3 separate regions of the Homo sapiens genome follow, and all the other regions are linked to region 1. The links are chromatin contacts, found by Hi-C or POLR2A ChIA-PET in ENCODE. All regions are on one chromosome and are shown on one strand. The core of a region is the stretch at or near the end of the contact, and the rest is flanking DNA. Distances in the headings are between cores, read along the strand shown.

Region 1 (4,695 bases), core at 2,015-4,514:
AAAGGCTAAAAGTCCTCATCTGTTTTATTCACTACCATATGCCCAATGCTTAGCACAGTGTGCCTAGTACATAAAGGATGCTCAGTTAATAAGTGTGAATGAAGGAATACATGAACAAGTGAATGAAGAAAAGAAGTGAATCTTGGACCAAGATAAATTTGTAGGGAGGCAAGAATTCAGACACAAAAGGGAGACAGCACTCACCTGTACAGTTCCGCGAGGAGATAAGACAGTACACTTCTGAGACGGCACAACTCTGTGAGATGAGTGCGGGGTGAAATGCCTGTACGAAGCTCACTGCCATGGCAGCTGCCACCAGATCACCTCCGACTGGCCTCCTCTAGACCCTCAGGGACCTCTCCCCATCCCACATGCCTCAGCCTCCCCCATCACAGCCAGTCAGCACAGGCAGGGAGAAGTCATTTCATGTGGCTGCAAAGGGCTGGGCAGAGCTGAGCCCCAAACAGAGAACTCCCTCATTTTCTTCTTCTTTTTTATTTTTATTTTTTTGAGACAGAGTTTTGCTTTTGTTGCCCAGGCTGGAGTGCAATGGTGTGATCTTGCCTCACTGCAACCTCTGCCTCCTGGGTTTAAACGATTCTCCTGCATCAGCCTCCCAAGTAGCTGGAATTACAGGTGTGCGCCACCATACCTGGCTAATTTTGTATTTTTAGTAGAGACAGCATTTTACTATATGTTGGCCAGGCTGGTCCCGATCACCTGACCTCAGGTGATCCACCCACTTCGGCCTCCCAAAATGCTGGGATTATAGACGTGAGCCACCGCATCCAGTCATCTTTTTTTTTTAGGATGGGGTTTTGCCATCTTGCCCAGGTTGGTCTTGAACTCTGGGCTCCAGTGATCTGCCTGCCTTGGCCTCCCAACATGCTGGGATTACAGGCATGAGTCACCATGCCTGGCTGGACTCCCTCATTTTCAATGAGAGCCTTGGAAATGGGAGCATGTTAGTGTGGACACGATTTCTCTGCTCCCATTGTAGTCTTTGGGTCCCAGTGCCCTTCCCCGTATGGGGATGCTGAAGGTCTCTCTTGTATCATCGTCACAAATTGGGGCAGGTGCCCAGGGATTTATACGAATCATATAGAAACCTACCCATCTGCTTGGCCAGGACTACCTCCCTGGGTGAGCAGTCCCCTCCCCTGGGAAGTTGGCAATAACCGGTGACTTTCCCTCTGTCCTTCCCCTGCTCGGTTGCTCAGAAGCACCACTAGATTTGTTGGTCCTCCTTCCCCCGTCTAGGGATTCTCTCCTCCCTGGCCTGCCTCTGGACTCTGCCTCTGTGACTAACCCTTTCTCTCCCTTGTTGCCTCCTCTTCCCACTCCAGAACTTTAAAAGTCTTAGTCCTTCCTCATCTCACAGAAGCCCCTCCTCTCGATGGCCCTATCCATTTCTGCAGCTTCAGCATCCTCTCCACATGTGTGAACCCCAAATATCATCACTCTTCCTGACCTTGCCACCAAGCACTTGTCTCTCATTCCCAATTGCCAGCAGGATAAAATCAAAGTCCTGAGCTAAATCCTCAAGTCTCCTGCCATCTTCCCCTCCTCTTGCAAACCTAGCTGAGATGGGGACCACAGCTGCCCAGGCAGCATGAGGGTGGGGACTGGAACAGCCAATGCCCATGCCTCCAGTACATTCCTGCCTTGTCTGGCTTGCCACTGTGTCTCCCGAAGAAGGTCCACATACAGGACACGGTGAGGGGTTTGAAACCACACTGGGGACAGAAGAGGATGAAAGATACATTTGAAAGCTGTCAAGGACAGAAGATCAAGAGAATGTATTCCCAGGTACCGAGCTCAGGGAACATGGTTTGATGGGACTCCTGGGCCCTCTGGCCAAGGTCTTTTGCTTTTGCCAGGCTGGACTGCATGCCTCTCCACTTGGCTCTTTGTTCACTTGTTTTATCTCTCTATCCACTTCCAGACTCGAAGCTCCATTAAGACAGAACTATCTGTCTTGCTCTCTGGCCACTCTAGGCATTCAGTGAGTATCTGCTGAATAAATAAATAGAACATGCTTTGCCCCTTGCCCAACTTTATGCCTTTGTTCCTTTTTCTTTTTTTTTTTTTGAGACGGAGTCTTGCTCTGTCACCAGGCTGTTGCAGTGGCGTGATCTTGCCTCACTGCAACCTCCGCCTTCAGGGTTCAAGCGATTCTCCTGCCTCAGCCTCCCGAGTGGCTGGGATTACAGACGTGCTCCACCACACCCAGCTAAGCTTTGTATTTTTAGTAGAGACGGGGTTTCACCATGTTGGCCAGGATGGTCTTGATCTCTTGACCTCGTGATCCGCCCGCTTCAGCCTCACAAAGTGCTGGGATTACAGGCGTGAGCCACTGCGCCCAGCCTATGCCTTTGTTCTTATTTCTTCCCTTGAGATGCTCTGCACCCTCCCTCCATCTTTCTTTCCACATGTCCAAATCTTTCCCATCCTTAAGACCCATTCAAATGGCACCTTCATTGTGAAGCCTTCCCTCACCCTCAACCCCCGCCCCACTGAGAGCCTCCTTCTCCCTGCTAACTCCCCATGGCACCTGGTTTGCCTTTATTAGATCACTTACACCTTATGCTTTGGATTCTCATAATTTCTGTACTCACCTCTGTCCCCCTAATAAAGTGCCAAGATGTAGACTTTGCTCTCCTCTAGGCCTCTGCCCCTTGCTGATGACTCCCCTCTCTACCCCATCCCTGCCCCGCAGACGTCCTGCTATGGCCTCCATCAGCACAGATGTTGGCCACAGACAGCATACCCGGGTTCGCCCCATGCTTTTCTACTTCCTCAGCACAAGGAAGCACAGCTCCTTGAGGGCAGGGGCAGGTCATCAGTGTATTCTCTCTTCCCTATTCCCTGGCACAGTGCTTTCTATGCAGTAGGTGCTCTATAAGTGCTCAGTATAGGAAGATAAGAGTATTGATTGCAGTCGGCGACTTTTTACTCCAGATGCTGCTTCCCTGGAGCCCAAAGCAGCCTCCCTGAGCCTCCTTTCCCCAGGCTGGGACCTCACTCATGCAGACTGGGCCGCCGCCAAGGTCTCCCTCCTTCCTCCACACCCTATCACTGCTAAAGCTTTGCCTAAACCAGGTCCCAACCCAGCACTATTTCCGACATTTGCATGGCCTGACCGCAGCCAGTAGGTCGGGGGAGGCTGAGCTGCAGGGATTTTCGGGTCTCACAAGGTCTCTTGTCAAGAGCCCAGGAGCACAAAAGTTGCCTGATGAAGGGGGCAGGCTCCAGGGTGGGGGGCATCCAGGGGCCCCTGTACTTCCTGGGGTGCTGAGGAAGTAGAAAAGCATGGGGTGAACCCAGGTCTGCTTCCTGTGGCCACCATCTGTGCTGATGGAGGCGACCACAGGGTGTTGGGGGTGGGGGTAGGGAGTGGGGGCTGGATGAGTCATCAGGGAGGGGCAGAGGCCCAGAGGAGAGCAAAGGCTAAATCTTCCCCAAACCCTTCCTGTTCGGGCTGCCAGAGATGGAGTGGCAGTTTTGTTTTTTTGTTTTTTGACACAGAGTTTCGCCCTTGTTGCCCAGGCTGGAGTGCAGTGGCGCGATCTTGGCTCACTGCAACTTCTGCCTCCCAGGTTCAACCTATTCTCCTGCTTCAGTCTCCTGCGTAGCTGGGATTACAGGTGCCCACCACCACACCCGGCTAATTTTTATATTTTTAGTAGAGACGGGATTTTACCATATTGGCCAGGCTGATCTCAAACTCCTGACCTCAGGTGATCTACCCGCCTCGGCCTCCCAAAGTGTAGGATTACAGGCATGAGCCACTGAACCCGGCCTGGAGTGGCAGTTTTTCCAGCAGAACTAACACCGGCATTTCAAGGGTTTTTATCCCTGAGCTAGAACCCACACTCCTACTTTGCTCTGAGGAAATCTTCACCAGGGTGCTAACCTCTTGCTAAGGGCAGCAGTAGATACCCCTGGGAATGTCTAGGGGAGGGGGTCATCTTAGGAAGGGACCTTGCTGAGCCCAGGGCTCAGGCTAGCGGTGGGGCAGGTGGTGCATGGAAGGTGAGGGAGGAGCACCTGCCCCCGCTGCAGGAGAGCAGAAGGCTGAGAGGAACTGAATCTTGAAGGAGGAGGACCCAGGCAGGGCTGTTTGGCCTTGGTTGGCCAGAATTGGTGGGGCCTGGGAAGGTAGGAGCTGGGAGAGTCAGCCCCTTGACATTCAAACACAGAAATATCCCCTCAACAGGAAAATATAAAAGTAGTCATCTGTAGTAGCCAGCAAGAGGCACTAACTAGTGGTTTCAAGAGGAACTCAACTAGCAGAGCTTGCTAGAACTTGCTATGAGAAACTTGGTATAAGCTGCTAGAAACCCCAGAGAATTAAAGACACAAGCCCGGGCATGGTGGCTCACGCTTGTGTATCCCAGCACTTTGGGAGGCCGAGGCGGGTGGATCACCTGAGGTCAGGAGTTCGAGACCAGCCTGACCAACATGGTGAAACCCTGTCTCTACTAAAAATACAAAAATTAGCCGGGTGCGCATGCCTGTAGTCCTAGCTACTCGGGAGACTGAGGCAGGAGAATCGCTTGAACCGAGGAAGCAGAGGTTGCAGTGAGCCGAGATCGCGCCATTGCACTCCAGCCTGGGCGACAGAGCAAAACTTTGTTTCAAAAATAAAAGACAATTACACAAATGAAACTATCGAGGCAGCAGACTAAGGTC
Region 2 (4,571 bases), core at 135-2,634, 290 kb after region 1:
CTGCAGGAAGTGAGGCTGTGCCTGGGCTGCGGCCTGGGCTGCAGTGGGAAGAGCTGACTCAGCACAGAGTGGGGAGGGCAAAGGAAATCCCACATCTGTGTCCTGCGGCAAAGCCACCACGAGCACAGACAGGCTTGCGGCACCAGTCCTCTCCCGTTGCACGCCACACAGCGCTTTCCATGCATTAACTGCTTGCGATGTCACCAAACCATGATCAACCCATTTGACAGATGATGCTACAGAGCCTGGAGTCCGTGTGACTGGGCCAGATGGCACAGCTCACAAACACACAGGTGGAGCCGCTCTGGAGTGTCTTGGCTCCACAAGTCCTGTCTGCCCAGCTGTCTCTGGGTGACTCAGCACTCCTCACTGTTCCACACACTTCTTACTGTTCTTCAAACATATACCGGTGGTCCGACTAAGGTTACTGTTCTTGCTGTCCCCCCAAGCCTGGCACCCCTGGGCCCTGATGATCCAAACCTACTCAGTGGAGATGTCACCTCTGCAAAGAAGCCCTTTGTGACCATCTAATTTCAGATGCCTTGAGCTGTAGCACCTGCCACATGACCTGGTTATTTTTCCTTCTGGCACTCATCACTCTTGGAAATTGCTCATCTATTTGTCTTCTGACTCCCACACTGGAAGGTAAACTTCCTGAGAACCACAACCAGGCCTACTTTGTTCTCAGTCATATCACCAGTGACCACAGCTGGCACACAGTATGTGTTCAATAAATATCTGTGATAGAAAGGAATGAATGTAGCTATTCCACGCTGTGTTCAGAGTCAGCTGCTGACAGCAGGCCCTGAAAACTGCCCGTCCAGATTACAGAGTAGGAGACTGATTTTTGGGGATGGGAAGCAGTAATTACATCAAGAGAAGACAAAATACCTCCAGTGGAGGTTGGAGGAAAGCTGTGTTTAAGATGGCACACGGTGCCTCTCAGGCCTATAATCTTGTTGACCTTTTTAAACCCCAGAATTACCAACAGACCCTATTTTTCCTTCTCCATCACATAGTTTGGCTTTTCCTGACATCCCAGGTCACCTGTGGGACCCAGAAACTTCTCAACCTCTCTTCCTTGGGGGTTGCAGTCTGGTGAAATCTCTGAGCCACAACCTCCCTCATAGCATCCAGGGCCCTTCAGGAAGGGCTTTCTCAGCTGGTGCCTGGTGGAGACACACACAGACACCTATAGCCCAGGGAGCGGGCCACGGACCAGCTCTAGTTAAAGACATCCCTTCCCCCTGCTTCCTTCTATGCTGGAACAAATACCGGATCTTCTGCACAGGGCTCTGGGGGCTGGGAGAGGAAGGCCCCGGAGAACATGCTTGCAATTCACCCAGCACCCTCTGCACTGTGGCTCCAAACTGCCTCTTCATTACAGGGCCGTTACGTAAACTGGCGAGTCAGTACAAAAGAAGCAAGCATGCCTGCTGACTAAAAATATACCTCTAAGCTCATAAGGTCACAAGGCTGTCTGCAGGCTGGCAACGCCTACCTTGATTATGGTTATAGATTCACTTTTCTCCCTAAGCAATCTCACTTCTCCAGGACTCATCAACCTGGGGATATGGATAGCGATGCATGGGACTAACTCAGCTATTAGGATGAAGGGCTTTCTGGAAGCCCAGAGGCCCAGTGCCAGCCAGTACAGAGACACAGATGGCTTGCTAGTGGGAGGGGACCTCGCACAGCCTTTGCAGAGGGAGTGCAGCTCTTTTTGCTCCACTGCCTGGCTTCTGAAGTCCCTCAATCCCTGGCCACAGTTGTTTGCTTTTTACATCAGCAGCTACACACTCTACTTCATGTCGTAATGACCATTTCCTCTCAGGGAGTCTCCTCAGGCCAGCAAACTCGGGATACACAGGAAATCTACTCCAATCCCAGGATGGGCAACAGGAGATGGATTTTCCACAGTCATCTTCTAAAACAAGGCAGAAAATTCCAAGTAAACAGTAGGCTGCCCTGAGAGGCTGGTGACCCCGCCACGCTTGGCCCAATGTCCTAAGGAATTTGATTTCTGCCCACCCCTCCAAAAAGCAAGAGACCTCAGAAAGCGCTAAGGCACACTTCTGAGCCAATTCTCCCTGGGCCTCCTGCTGTTGTACATGTCTTGTAAACAAGGCACTAACTGCTTTTTGTTTTGGATGATCTTTTCAAAGGTGCTTGCATAGCAAACAGCCTTAGAAGACAGAGGTAGTGCCTTGCTCTGGGGCATACGGCAGGTTTGCATATAGTCTTGGACTAAGGATAGTGTCCATCTTGGGAGCAAAAGGGCAGGTTTGCTTACCATCCATTATAAAAAGATGCAGGCTCCCCTCCTATAAAGTAACTCACTGCATATGCAGGCATTCATCTGAGCCCGTCTTGTCACACCTACGGAACTTGGAGGAACAGGAGAAGTCCCAAAGTATAAAAATATATGTAAACCAGGTCAGGTGCAGTGGCTCACACCTGTAATCCCAACACTTTGGGAAGCCAAGGCAGGTGGATCACTTGAGTCCAGGAGTTTGAGACCAGCCTAAGCAACATGATAAAACCCCATCTCTACAAAAAAATACAAAAATTAGCCAGGCATGGTGGCACGCAACTGTAGTCTCAGCTACTTGGGAGGCTGAGGCAGGAGGACAGATTGAGCCTCTGAAGTGGAGGCTGCAGTGAGCTGTGACTGTACTACTGTACTCCAGCCTGGGCAACAGAGCGAGACCCTGTCTCAAAAAGATATATATATGTATTTAAAATATATACATGTATATAAAATATAAAATATACAATACAATATATGTATATAAAATAAATATGTATATGTAACGAGGGAAAGATGAATACTTTTTTTTTAATCAAAAGAGAGCTGGAGTAAAAATATGTTTTTTGTTTGTTCGTTTTAGAGATAGAGTCTTGCTCTGTTGCCCAGGCTGGTCTCAAACTCTTATCCTCAAGTGATCCTCCTGTTTCAGCCTACTGAGTTGCTGGGAATACAGGTATGAGCCACTGTGCCCAGCCAAGAATACTTAAAAGAATATTTTTTTTAAAAGTTCCTTGCTTTGCAACAGGATTTATTATATGCCTCTTTTGAATAGAATAATACTTTGGACACCTAAAAGATCATGTGATTTGTTCCAAAGAGCTGAATTTGCACAGGTTTCTGGAATATGCCTTTTTGTTGAGGATGGGAATGCCGAGAGGTTGGGCCTGGGAGTACAGTTTCTCAGGGACTATTATCAAACCACTGCCTCCTTCCTAAAGACCAGCTGACATGCTTGTTTAACAGCACTCTCCACCTCCATAAAATAAAAATCAATTACTCAGGTCTGTGGTCTAGTTAGTTGAGTTGTGCCAATATTAATTTCCTGGTTTTGATAACATACTGCGGTTACATAAGATGTTACCATTGGGGGGAAGTGATGTGATGGTGGAAAGTGATTTGACCTCTCCTTAAAATGGGAATAATGCCAGCTACCCTGCAGTACAGTGGTGGAATTGGAGGGGGGAATGTAGAGTGCCTAGTATTTTTGCAACCTCTTGTGAGTCTCTAATTATTTCAAAATAAAAAGTTTAAAAAAATGCTGTTAGGAAACCAAATAGCCAAACTTGTTAGATCATAATTAAAGGAAGATAGCACTCTGAAAGCCTTGGGACTATCTTATTTGTAATCATTAAAATAATAAGTTAAGTGGTTTAATTGCAAGAAAAATATCAATTACTCTGTGCTGGTGAGTAATTACCTCGGCCACTCAATGGAATGAGAGAACCCTTACAGGTCACCTGAGTCCCCGTGAGGTTCCAGCCACCTGCCACCCACACAGGGCACTCCTGAAACATGAGATAGCAATGACAGCCCGAGGGAGAGGCTGGACCTCCCAGTGGTCTGTCTCAGGCAGAACTTCTCAGATCCCTAACCTGGGAGGTGTGCAGGCAAGAAGGGAGGGACAAAGACAGAGTCTAGCTGAGGCTGTTGTGGCAATTCCTTCTTGCCCAAGGAAAGACATACGGCCCCATAGGAAGAATCGCGGCTCTGCTGCTGTATGGCTAAGTGATGGTGGACAGTGATTTGACTTCTCTTTAAAATGGGGATAAAGCCACCTGCAGTGAGACTGGAGGGAAGGTATGCAGAGTGGCTAGGATAAGGCTAGGCACACACTAGGAGCAATCAACACGTCTTTTTTTTTTTTTTTTTTTTTTTTTTGATACAGAGTCTCGCTCTGTCACCCAGGCTGGAGTGCAGTGGCACAATCTTGCTCACTGTGACCTCTGCCTCCCAGGTTCAAGTGATTCTCTCACCTCAGTCTCCCAAGTAGCTGGGACTACAGGCATGTGCCACTATGCCTGGCTAACTTTTTGGTTGTATTTTTAGCAGAGATGGGGGTTTCACCATATTGTCCAGGCTGGTCTGGAACTCCTGGCCTCAAGTGATCCACCCATCTCAGCCTCCCAAAGTGCTGGCATTGCGGGTGTGAGCCACTGCGCCCAACATGTCTTAACAAAGCACCCCCCATCCAGCCTCATGATAGAAACATGACAGAGGCGGATAAGGGCCTTGTCTCAAAGGAAGGCTGCAAAGGCCAGCA
Region 3 (4,689 bases), core at 1,997-4,496, 310 kb after region 1:
TTGATAATTTTCACAATATTTGGAAAATTTGTGGCCATTTAAAAAAAAGTTTTGTTTCTACTCCATTATAATTTTCTTCTATTTCTGGGACTATTGTTACATGTAAGTCAGAAGACTGCATATTGTACTACATGTTTCTGGGACTGTGCGTGTGTTTCTTCATTCTGTTTTCTCTGTTATACGGATTGGATCATTTCTAATGATCTATATTCAAGTTAAGTGATCCTTCTGCCATTTCCATACTAGCGGTTAAGCTCATCCAGTGAAATTTTCATTTCAATTATGGCACTTTTAAGTTTCAAAATTTCTATTTGACTCTATTTTTTATAGTTTCCATTTCTCTACTATCTGCTTAATCATTAAATCCATATTTTCCTTTAGTTATTTAACTGTTTGAAAGTCGTTCAACATCTGGGCCATCTCTGTGTTAGTTTCTAGTACTTTTTTACACCTATGGGTCATATTTTCTTATTTCTTTGACCACTTAGTAATGTTTCATTTTATACTTGTCATTGTGGCTAATATGCTGTAGAGACTCTGGATTCTGTTATTTTTCTCTGAAAAGTGTTGATTTTTGTTCTAGTAGCCAATTCAAGTAATGGTTAATCACCTCAAACTTACGTAGGCAGAGTTTTATGCTTTCTTAGGGGGGATCTATGGAAAGTCCTAGGTATTTTCCAAGTACCTCTAACTTGATGTGACTCAACCTCCAAATTCTGTCTCCTCTGTGGATATTGTTAGGACTTATTCTTGGGTTTGATTAGGGTGAGTTTACAGTAGGCCTTACTTTAGGGTCTTACTTAGGTCCTTGCTGCTAAAGTGCCGCCCTTCCGGTGTCCCAGCTGGACGCCTGGAGTGTTATGCAGATTTGATCATTTCTAATGATCTATATTCAAGTTAAGTGACTCTTCTACCATTTCCATACTAGTGGCCCCCCAGATAGGCCTGAAGGAACAGCCAGGGAGAGAGCGAGAGGAGAGAGAGAGGACCTGTCCACCCTGGCAAGGAGTTGGGATGCTTTTAGCTGGGACATGGCTCATGCCACGCTGAGGAAGCACGGTGCTAGAACACACCCCAACTTTGACAGGGAGCCCATTCCAGGTTCTAAAGTTCCTTAACAAGTCAAAGAAGTCTTCTTTGACCATTTTCTGGAAAACATGCAAGCCTTCACTACTTCAAGTCCCTTCCCAACCAGGCCTTTACCACATCAGCAGGTTTCAGGAGTGTCAGTCATGGTCTGTGATCCGAGTGGGAGCTGGGACACCCACATGGGTACAAGGGACTTAACTAGCAGCATTAAGTGGGTGTCAACCTGCTGAGTGGTATGAAAAGCCAGGCGATGGGAGTTTAGGAAAGGACAAGATCAGTGTGGCTGGAGTGAGCAAAAGGATGTCTCAGAAGAGACATCAGAGCCAGGCCTTGAATAGAGAGCTGGGAAATGGGAGGAAGGCCTTCCAGGGGGAGGAATGGCAGGGACTTATGCTCGGCAGTGGGCCTGTCAGGATTGCTACAGGAAGCAGTGGGATGGGAGTGATTTGCCTTGCTCACGGATTCCATGAAATGCTGCCGTATGTCAGAGAAAGTGCTGGGATCCGGGGTGGAGGCTCCTGATCATTTATTCCAGCGACTTGAGGATGACCACACAGCTGGCACCAGGGCTGGATGAGGGCAGATGCCTGATGTGCCACTCTCAGGGGTAATTAGGGTGCCCTAAAGCATCACCAGCAGTGTGACGAGATGGAGAAGTCATTTTCAGAACCCAGCTCAAGGACGGCACTACATGTGGCTGGAGTCTCTGGGATGGGGACTGGCAGGTGGGAGGTCTCAGATGCCTGCTCGATAATAACACACACTCACTAAGCTGCTGTCTACAGCATCTGGGTTGGGGAAAGCAGAGCCATTTCCATCCCTGGGCTCTAGGGGAGCATCTGTTTCCTTGCCTTTTTTAGCTTCAAGAGGCCACCTATATTATCTGGCTCATGGCCCCTTTCTCTGTCTTCAAATCATAAGTGTATAGCCGGACACCGTGGCTCATGCCTGTAATTCCAGCACTCTGGGAGGCCAAGGCAGGAGGATTGCTTAAGCCCAGGAGTTTCAGACCAGCCTGGGCAACATGGTGAGACTCCACCTCTACAGAATATATAGATTTAAAAATTAGCTGGGTGTGGTGCTGTGCACCTGTGGTCTCAGCTACTTGGGACACTGGGGAGGGAGGATTAATTGAGCCCAGGAGGTTGAGGCTGCAGTGAGCCATGATCATGCCACTGCACTCCAGCCTGGGTGACAGAGCTAGACACCACTGTCTCAAAAAAAAAAAAAAAAAAGTGTGTGCATGCGTGTGTGTGTCTGTGTGTGTGTGTGTGTGTGTGTGTGTGTGTGTGTATTCTAACTATTTAGTTTGCTAGGGCCACTGTAACAAAGTACCACAAACTAGGTGTCTTAGCAGAGTTTGATTGTCTCACAGTCCTGGAGGCTAGAAGTCCAATATCAAGGTATGGGCAGGTTGGTTCCCTCTGAGGGCTGTGAGAGAGGGTCTGTCCCATGCCTGTCCCCTAGCTTCAGGGATGTAAGTCATCTATGGCATTCCTTGGTTTGTAAAAAGGAGAACCTTGATCTCTGCCTTCATCTCCACATGATGCTCTCCCTGCGTGTGTGTCTGTCTAAATTTCCCCCTTTCACAGGGACACCAGTCATGTTAGATTAGGAGCCACCCTACTCCCGGATGATCTCAACTAATTACATCTTGATGACCCTGTTCCCAAATAAGGTCACATTCTGAGGTACCAGAGGCTAGGACTTCAATATATGAATTTTGGGAGGAATACATAAAAACTTCAACCCATACCATTAACACATTAAAACAAAACATAACCATTAAAAGATAAATATCTGTCCGTATACTATGAAGAGTCTCTTCCTGAATCACAGTGGTGCTTGCACAACATTTTAGAAAATGTGAAGAAAAATAAATCGTGAATAGCTAGGCAGCTCTGCATTCAAATCAGTTTCCTCATCTGTGAAATGGGAACAGGGACAAAACCTGACTGGTCAGGTGGGTGAGAGGATTAAATGAGATAATGTAGGTAAAGTGCTTGGCACAGAGCCTGGCACTGAGTAAGTGCTCCATACACACCGGCTATTCTTATCACCCCTGTCACCATTACTCTTGTTATGACACCAGGCTGCGTCCCTCATGCCAGGGAAAGTGCTTAGGAAACTACAACCCTGAGGTCAGGGAGGCGGCAGGGAGACTGAGAGGGGTGGATGGGTCTGGGAGGCGTCTTGGCCTGGGCCAGCTTGGCTCTGGGCATCTAGAGGCCCCAGGGGAGCTGCCCAGCTGGCGTGCGTGGGCCAGGGTTGGGGAGGAGGCCTCTGGCTTTCCCAGCAGCTCATTCCGTGGGTGGGGGCTGGCCAGGACGTGACATTTAACATGCTAGGCCTGGGCGGATAGCCCGACACCTGCAGTGAGATATACACAGGGTGAATTAAGCAAAGATGTGCTGGAGGATGCAATCCCAGGGGAAATCCTCAAGCCACAGAAAGCCTCTCTCTGATGCCCAAAAGGTGCCCAAGTACCGATGCCTGTCCCCAAACCTACCCCAGTGGCCTCATTCCACAGACCCCCACCTGCTGACCCATGGCCTTTGTGCAGGAGAGAAAGAGCACTAGGTTGGAGTCAACAGAGGAGGATTCCAGTTCTAGCCTGCAAGAAGTTGCTGGGCAACTGGGGCAAATGGCTTGGCCTCTCTGGGTAACCACAGCCTTATCTGTGAAATGCTGGACCTGCCTGTCTCCACACGTGTTGTGAGGATCCAAGGAGAAGATGCAAGCAAGTGCTGCCAAATGCCAGGAGTCATCATTCCCACATAACTTCTCTGAGCCTCAGTCTACTCATCTGTAAAATAGGACCATGCCTGTTTTTCCCCTCCATGGTGGCTGAAGTTAAAAAGGGAAAATGGGCTGGGCGCAGTGACTCACGCCTGTAATCCCAGCACTTTGGAAAGCCGAGGCAGGAGGATCACGAGGTCAGGAGATCGAGACCATCCTGGCTAACATGGTGAAACCCCGTCTCTACTAAAAATTAAAAAAAAAAATTAGCTGGGCACGGTGGCGGATGCCTGTAGTCCCAGCTACTCGGGAGGCTGAGGCAGGAAATGGCGTGAATCCGGGAGGCGGAGTTTGCAGTGAACCGAGATCGTGCCACTGCACTCCAGCCTGGGCGATAGAGCGAGACTCCGTCTCCAGAAAAAAAAGGCGGGGGGAAATGAATAGGTAGAGCGCTTTAACACAGGCCAGGCACAGAGGAAACCCCCAGAAGGAGGCACCTCCCTTGGCACTGTTTTACCATTATTAGTGTTCTAGTCAGTAGTGGAATGCTTGAGGGCTGAAGTCAGAACTCCAGCTTATTCTTTCCTAGCTACATGACCTTGGCCAAGTCACTTAATCTCTTTGTGACCCCATTTTCTCATCTGTAAAATGGGAGTAGAAACAGCGCCCCATGGCACTGTGCGGATGAAATGAGAATACAGGTGAGCAGGTGTGCTGGCCTTACCGTGAGTGCTAGATGAATGGGGTCGCCAGTTTGAAGGTAAAGAGACTCCGGTGGTGTTTCCCTGATCTCTGATGCCCTCCTCCAGCCCTTTCTGCTTTCAGGGAGCTGCTCAGGGCCACCTGCCAAGCCCATCTAAC

Evidence for each region. A loop is a pair of places that touch in the nucleus more often than their neighbours do. ChIA-PET counts read pairs that join two places held with the same protein, here RNA polymerase II (POLR2A). Pooled maps may share reads with other maps.
Region 2: a pooled map shows a loop between it and region 1 (3-fold over the local background). The contact joins two enhancer-like sites. A Hi-C loop is called at or near these places in 1 of 50 pooled maps. POLR2A ChIA-PET finds 5 or more read pairs at or near these places in 2 of 52 experiments (GM12878 and WTC11).
Region 3: a pooled map shows a loop between it and region 1 (3-fold over the local background). The contact joins two enhancer-like sites. A Hi-C loop is called at or near these places in 1 of 50 pooled maps. POLR2A ChIA-PET finds 5 or more read pairs at or near these places in 2 of 52 experiments (GM12878 and WTC11).

What each region holds. Positions count from the first base shown.
Region 1 is chr10:103,468,132-103,472,826 of GRCh38, forward strand. It overlaps CALHM3 (calcium homeostasis modulator 3), which reads right to left. Exons shown (of 3, transcript NM_001129742.2): 3 at 4,673-4,695. Among named protein-coding and RNA genes, the nearest start is that of CALHM3, 8.8 kb to the right of the region's middle. RefSeq lists an enhancer at 2,816-3,015. Within about 2 kb of position 3,265, at least 16 of the 41 ENCODE cell types and tissues checked have a DNase peak (open chromatin) inside an H3K27ac peak, as active enhancers do.
Region 2 is chr10:103,757,852-103,762,422 of GRCh38, forward strand. The region is part of intron 3 of SH3PXD2A (SH3 and PX domains 2A); the gene reads right to left. Among named protein-coding and RNA genes, the nearest start is that of SH3PXD2A-AS1, 13 kb to the left of the region's middle. RefSeq lists a silencer at 1,520-1,814. Within about 2 kb of position 1,385, at least 22 of the 41 ENCODE cell types and tissues checked have a DNase peak (open chromatin) inside an H3K27ac peak, as active enhancers do.
Region 3 is chr10:103,774,090-103,778,778 of GRCh38, forward strand. All of the region lies in intron 2 of SH3PXD2A (SH3 and PX domains 2A), which reads right to left. Among named protein-coding and RNA genes, the nearest start is that of SH3PXD2A-AS1, 30 kb to the left of the region's middle. Within about 2 kb of position 3,247, at least 4 of the 41 ENCODE cell types and tissues checked have a DNase peak (open chromatin) inside an H3K27ac peak, as active enhancers do.